Regions from separate parts of the Homo sapiens genome. Here region 1 is linked to region 2. A link is a contact called in ENCODE Hi-C or POLR2A ChIA-PET data. All regions are on one chromosome and are shown on one strand. Each heading gives the region's core, a stretch centred on a gene start or an enhancer-like site at or near the end of the contact. The rest is flanking DNA. Distances are from core to core; before and after follow the strand shown.

Evidence for each region. Hi-C counts contacts between places; a loop is a spot of excess contacts on that map. ChIA-PET counts read pairs that join two places held with the same protein, here RNA polymerase II (POLR2A). Pooled maps may share reads with other maps.
Region 1: a map of PC-9 shows a loop between it and region 2 (4-fold over the local background). The contact joins two enhancer-like sites. A Hi-C loop is called at or near these places in 2 of 168 maps with a recorded cell type or tissue (PC-9 and mammary epithelial cell) and 5 of 50 pooled maps. POLR2A ChIA-PET finds 5 or more read pairs at or near these places in 1 of 52 experiments (MCF 10A).

Annotation. Positions count from the first base shown.
Region 1 is chr2:19,119,954-19,122,745 of GRCh38, forward strand. No RefSeq gene overlaps it. Among named protein-coding and RNA genes, the nearest start is that of LINC01376, 94 kb to the left of the region's middle. Within about 2 kb of position 1,523, at least 5 of the 41 ENCODE cell types and tissues checked have a DNase peak (open chromatin) inside an H3K27ac peak, as active enhancers do.
Region 2 is chr2:18,989,434-18,992,518 of GRCh38, forward strand. The region is part of intron 3 of LINC01376 (long intergenic non-protein coding RNA 1376); the gene reads right to left. The region is part of intron 5 of LOC105373456 (a long non-coding RNA gene); the gene reads left to right. Among named protein-coding and RNA genes, the nearest start is that of LINC01376, 36 kb to the right of the region's middle. Within about 2 kb of position 1,823, at least 13 of the 41 ENCODE cell types and tissues checked have a DNase peak (open chromatin) inside an H3K27ac peak, as active enhancers do.

The DNA of each region.
Region 1 (2,792 bases), core at 273-2,772, 130 kb after region 2:
CTGGGTTTCCCCAAAAGCTGAAGCATACATTTAATTGGGATATTGGAGGAGCTGGATTAGATGCCCAGCTGTCCACTGTAGAAACACAAACTCTCTGAGACACATCTCCCTAATCTGATATCCAACCAATGACCAAATTCCTAATGACTCTTGCACCAGCCCCACCTTCATCCCCATTGCCATTGCCCACCTGGCAGCTACTGCTGTTCCGAAGAGGCCTGAGGGGCACAGTTACTAAGATTATGTTTGAAAATATTTCATAGGAGTCCAAAATCACAATGCCATCCTAAAACAAATGTTTATTAACCAGCTATTCCATCAGGCTGGTTGAGAAAGAGCGTGTTATACATACATCTCATGATTTATTCTTCAGAGCAAACTTATCTGGAAGAGGGAACAGAAACTCAAAGAAGTTGTCTAAGGTCCAGTACCAGTATTGTCAGAGCAGCGAATTGTCATCCACCAGATATCATTGTATTCTTCTGTTTCAGCTCCTCTCATACAGCGTTTGCCTATGAGTATAGTGTTTGTCTCACTTTATGAGTCCTCTTCACTCGGTGGTGATCATGTGGAGGACAGAATCGTGGAGGACAGAATCATGGCAGATAGTGCTTGAAACCCCTAGAGTAACCCCAAAAGATCTGGGCACAGAGCTTTTGAAAACTTGATTTTAAAAAGAATTTAATATTTGTACTAAATATATACATATTGATCAGTATCTGAATATGTTAATTTCTACATGCACCATTTGCCCAATATTTCATTTCTGATTTAGAAATTTTAGAAAGCACAATATGTGTGCATCTTTAGAAGTATAATTGTAGTCAGCACAATGTAAATTTTTGAAGAGTAAAAACATTTATACTTCAGGAACACAGTATCCCTGGGCAGAGACAAAAGGTACTTACATATATGCCAACTGACAAATGGAAAAATAAGGTCACCAAAGAAACTGTTACAATGGGAATCTTGTGTTTCTGATGTACATGTTCAGTTGGAGACATGAAATTTTCAAGAATCTCCGTCTACAGGAATGATGCCAGCTCTTCTCTCCTGCACATCCTCTCTGTGGATTAATCATCAGGCCCTGGTAACCACAATGTGACCACTATGTGAGGCGCCTTCTTCCCCAAAACAATGAAGTTCTGTCCGATTGTCTTTGGGAGGCATTTACAGCTCGAGGACATTGCTCTGTTTCATTGAAAGTACTCAGCGCTAGCGTCTTGGGACATGGCTGGAAGGGGTGTTGAGCCCGATTGGGTAATAACAGATGTTTCAGTGGGACACTGAGACATTCATACTGCAGGGCACCCAGCAGGGACACATTTTGAAAGGTGAGGAAAAGAAGAGGGAGCTTCACAGAGCATAGTGTGAGCATGCAGACCTATTACTCTGATACAGCCATGAGTGTCACAATCCCAAGTCCCCAGTGGGGTCTTCCCTATATAAAGGCTACATGAGGGAAAGAAGTCCAACTGCTAGATCTTCAACTCTGTTTCAATAACTGAGGAGATAAAATAGTTTCTGTTCATCTGGCTGCATAGGGTTCTGGAATGCAGTAGCTCTGCCCGAGGGGTCACTGCAGAGCACACAGAGGAACATTGTCATTCCCAGAAGAATGTGGCAGCCGCCCTGCACAGTAGGCTTGCCCCCCTCCACCCCCATATCTAAGAGCAGCAACCAAGAGTTCTTAAAATAATAAACAGCTGGCTGTGGGCTCGCTACACAAACTCCACAATTCCGGTACAATTCGACTTGACTGAACAGGTCTTAGACCACAGCACAGGAAACTCCAAGGTCCAAAGGCCTCCCACCCTTGCCCACCATGCCTGGGCACCCTTTAGAATGATTGTCCCAAAGCTTTGTGTCTGGGAGAGTCTCTTCTAGGAAGCAGCCAAGTGCAGAGGAATTCAAAGGCCTCTGTCTTGCTCTCTGTCTTCAGAGTATGGAACTACAAAGGTGGCCGGGGCTCTGAGTCTCTGCAGACCCTCAGAGCTGAAAGCAGAGACAACATCAGGGGAAGATGAGACAGAGCAGGAATCTAGATTCGGCTTATAGCAAAGACCCCTCTCCTGAACTTCTAGAGTGATACTGGGGCAAGCTGACAGTTACAGACTTATCTGCAGTCAGAAAAGCGAAAACAACAGAAGATGGGGAATCAAAGAAGCTGAAATTTGTTTCTGGCTCTGTCATCTGCAGATCATGTCACTCTGGATAGATTATTTAACTTTTCTGTGCCTCAGTTTTTCCATCTATAAAATGGGGATAATAGCAAACTTGTCCTGGGTGCCATGCCCATAGTAGATAACTAATAAATATGAATTATTTAATTAATTAGTGATTGAATGACTAGTACCTACCTCAAAGTTGCTTTGAGGATTAACTGAGGTTAATCTGTGACACTTGTTTCATAAATGGTAAGTCGTGCAGCATTCAGAAAGCACTGCAAAGAAACTGACCTCACTAAGAAGCCCTGAGAAGGGTTTCACAAAATGTGGGGTTTCACAAAATGAGAGCTGCTGAACATTCATTAAATGATATATTAACAGGTATTCAGCAGGGGAAAGTTTCCATGCAACAATATTCAAAACATTGTGAGATAAATTTAGATGGGTTTGGTCCTATATGACTTCTCAGGGTGTGTTGTAAATTTCCAAAAGAAATAAGATGCAGCTTTTTCTAAGCCCACTTGACTGTTGAATCCTTTTCACAAGGTTCTCAAGAAGTGGTGATACATTAGAAGACCCGGCTGGGGAAATGTACTTGTCTGTTCCCGCATTGCTCTAAAGAAA
Region 2 (3,085 bases), core at 573-3,072:
TTAAAATGCAACTTATGCTCATTTAGCTTGTATGACAGATGTTTGTTCTCCACCAAATTTATGAATTTTTCCAATGTCAAAATGATGTCCATTCTTTCTTCTCTCAGTCAACATCCAGAACCCAGCATCATGCCTTACAGAAATATATGTTGTGCATGTGATATTTTCTTACAAACTCAACCATAGCTCTCTGTTAATGTTATAGTTAAATTAAATATCTAAGATGGATGAGAGCGACAAGAGTTGGATGTAGTGGATGTTCATTTAAACACAATATATGTAAGTAGGTAAGCCTTAAAAATGTATTTTTTTCTATATGTGTGTAAATGTGTGTGTGAGTGTGTGTGTGTGCGTGTGTGTGCAGGTGTGTACTGGTTTATTCTCCCTCAAATTTTTATCTCCAAAGCACTTGGAATTAAAATACATTATCTGTATTATTTTAAACCCATGAGAAACAATGTTCTTATTTCAGCTTCATTTCTTAATTATGGATAAAATATTCTGTAAAGTTAGCCAGTGTCCACTCCTTCATTCAATAAGCTAAAACGATTGTTAAAATAAAAACAGAAAATTTGACTTCTCCAACTGTAAGTATTTGATTACCCAAAGGCTTGGGATCAAAATATCAAAATCACAAGTAAAATCTCACATTAAACTTGGTTAAAAAATTATTTTCCTACAGTATTTTGCATAAGAGCATAGAAAAAGAATAAAACAACAGCAGCAACAGCAATGAAACTTCTCATCTCCAATGCAACCATTCTAATCACTAATATCTTTGTATCCACAAATGGACTCATCACTTGGGTGACTTCTCAAATAAATCTTAAATTGTTTTTGGCTCAGTAAATCCTCATATGAAGACATTCTGGGGGTGACTAGGCACCAAATAGCCTTCCATAAAATGTGTTATGGGCCAATATTCACTCAGTGACCTGGCTTCTCTTCTATGTGCTCATATGACATGAGCAAATGCACAGGCAGAGTTTCAAGAAAAAACATCGAGAAGTTAGTTTTCCCTTCGCATTCATTCAAATGATGCCTGGGCTAACCATGTTTGATGAAGACAGGGTGGATTTATCCAGTTCTTCAGGCAAGGGCTATGTGTATTCTATCTCTCTAAAAGTCTCATTTTGGAGAATCCTCAATTCATCAATAACTCCTGCAGCTATTACCAAAACCTTCCCCCTCCTTTTTTTAAACCTGAAAAGAAAGTGAAGCCCAACTGGTGGGGGTTATCAGGTTATCTGGAAGACGAAACTATGGAGATTTGTATTCTTATGCATTTTTTGTCTCACAACAATGGAAATCCTTGAACTTCCAGAGATATTATGTTCTAACATCTTAATCCTCTTAAAAACTAATTTGCATTATCTAACACTTACTTGAAATGTTGGGAGCAGAACTTTGGAAAGGGTTTTAGGTCTGGATCTTCCATTTTAACTTTATTGTGTTTTTAAGACCCATTTTTGAGTTTTCTTACACACACATACTGCTCCCACATTTTTCTACATATATATTTGAATATAGGCAATTAGCCATATAAACTCAGGAAAATAAAGCAGTTATCGATATTAGTATATTCATGAATTATCCCTTCATTCACAGAATCCTAAAATCTTAAAATTAAAATTGACCTTAAAGGAAGCTACCTTAAACCACTCTTACAAACTACTGTACTATTACAAGTATTGAATGCCTGGGATCAGAAATGGGAAGAATGCTTCCTTTTTCATGTTTTGCTCCTTTTATTTTTTTTCCAAATGTCCAAGTAGCCAAGTCTCTGGTATGTATCAGAGGAACAGTCAATTTTCAGAGTGAAGTCAAGTGAAAAGTATGCAGATGGCAGTGTAAATGTTAGGAAAGTTTGGGGAGAAATATGCCAACTATGTGCTGTTTTGTTACAGTAACTATAGAATCGTCTCTCCAATGCCACGGACAAGACCCTTGCCAAATGGAATACCCTATTTATAACCCTATCGGGAAGAGGAAATCGTGCCAGGAACAAGATAAAACTATTATCTGTATTAAGAAAAATACTTAGAAGCATGTTTGTATTTGAAAATAAATGTTAGTGGTTAAGAAAAAAAATAATGGTAGTTGTAGATCTGGGTGTTGAAACCTGTTGCAAGACTATTAATTAGTCATCATCTTATCTTCACTGCCATGTCTCTGCCAACTTACCTGTTTGAAGTCACAAATGGAGCTCATAAATGGGTTCTTTGGGAGATATGTAGAAAATAAACAATTTCCCCCACTGGGCAGATAGTTAAGAAATCTCCCCGGGCTCATATGTTTTCCTCCTGTTGGCACTGTTGACTCAGTGCCCATGTGGGATGTACTCCCAAACTGTCCTGCTGCTGGCAATGTTTTCAGTGCCAAGTATTTAGCCTGCAGTCCCAGAGGCAACAAAAAAATAGCCAAGTCCAAGGGAGTGCCATGAGCATATGGACCCTGGTCACAAGAGTGTCACACTGGGAGGGGCTTGGACATATGCCATGGGCTGCATCAGGACATATGCCATGGGCTGCCACCCCAAATAATTCCCTCTTCCCCAGGACCCAGTGGAACAGCTTGTTGAATAAACAAGAGACTGAAAGAGTGGTTGAACTGGCACCAGGCCAGTGTCCCTTGCCTTACCCACTGAATCAATGAAAACTTGGCATATACTACATTTTCAAGGAGCAGGGAAGCATGAAGGCATAATCTCTTTGTCCCTCCTGTGTTTTGTCACTTTGTCTTTTCTCCACCTACTTATCTGACTTGGTAGAATACAAACACTATATCATTTGGAATAAGACAAAATAAGGGTTGATTCCTGGCTCTTTTGCTAGCTCTGTGCCCCTAAAGGAAAAACAAAAAAAAAAGAATATTTAACTGATATATGCCTCAATTTCTTTTCAGTGAATGGTACCTACCTTGCTGGTTTGTGGGAAGGTTTAAAAAGGTGATATGTAAAGTGCTTTGCACTGTTTCTAGCACATGGTAGGCAATAAATGTGAACTTGTGTATGGCCAGATGCACACATTAAACTCTGGATAGTCCAGTTAATTACTCCATAATATTATTAGTTAATAATCAAATT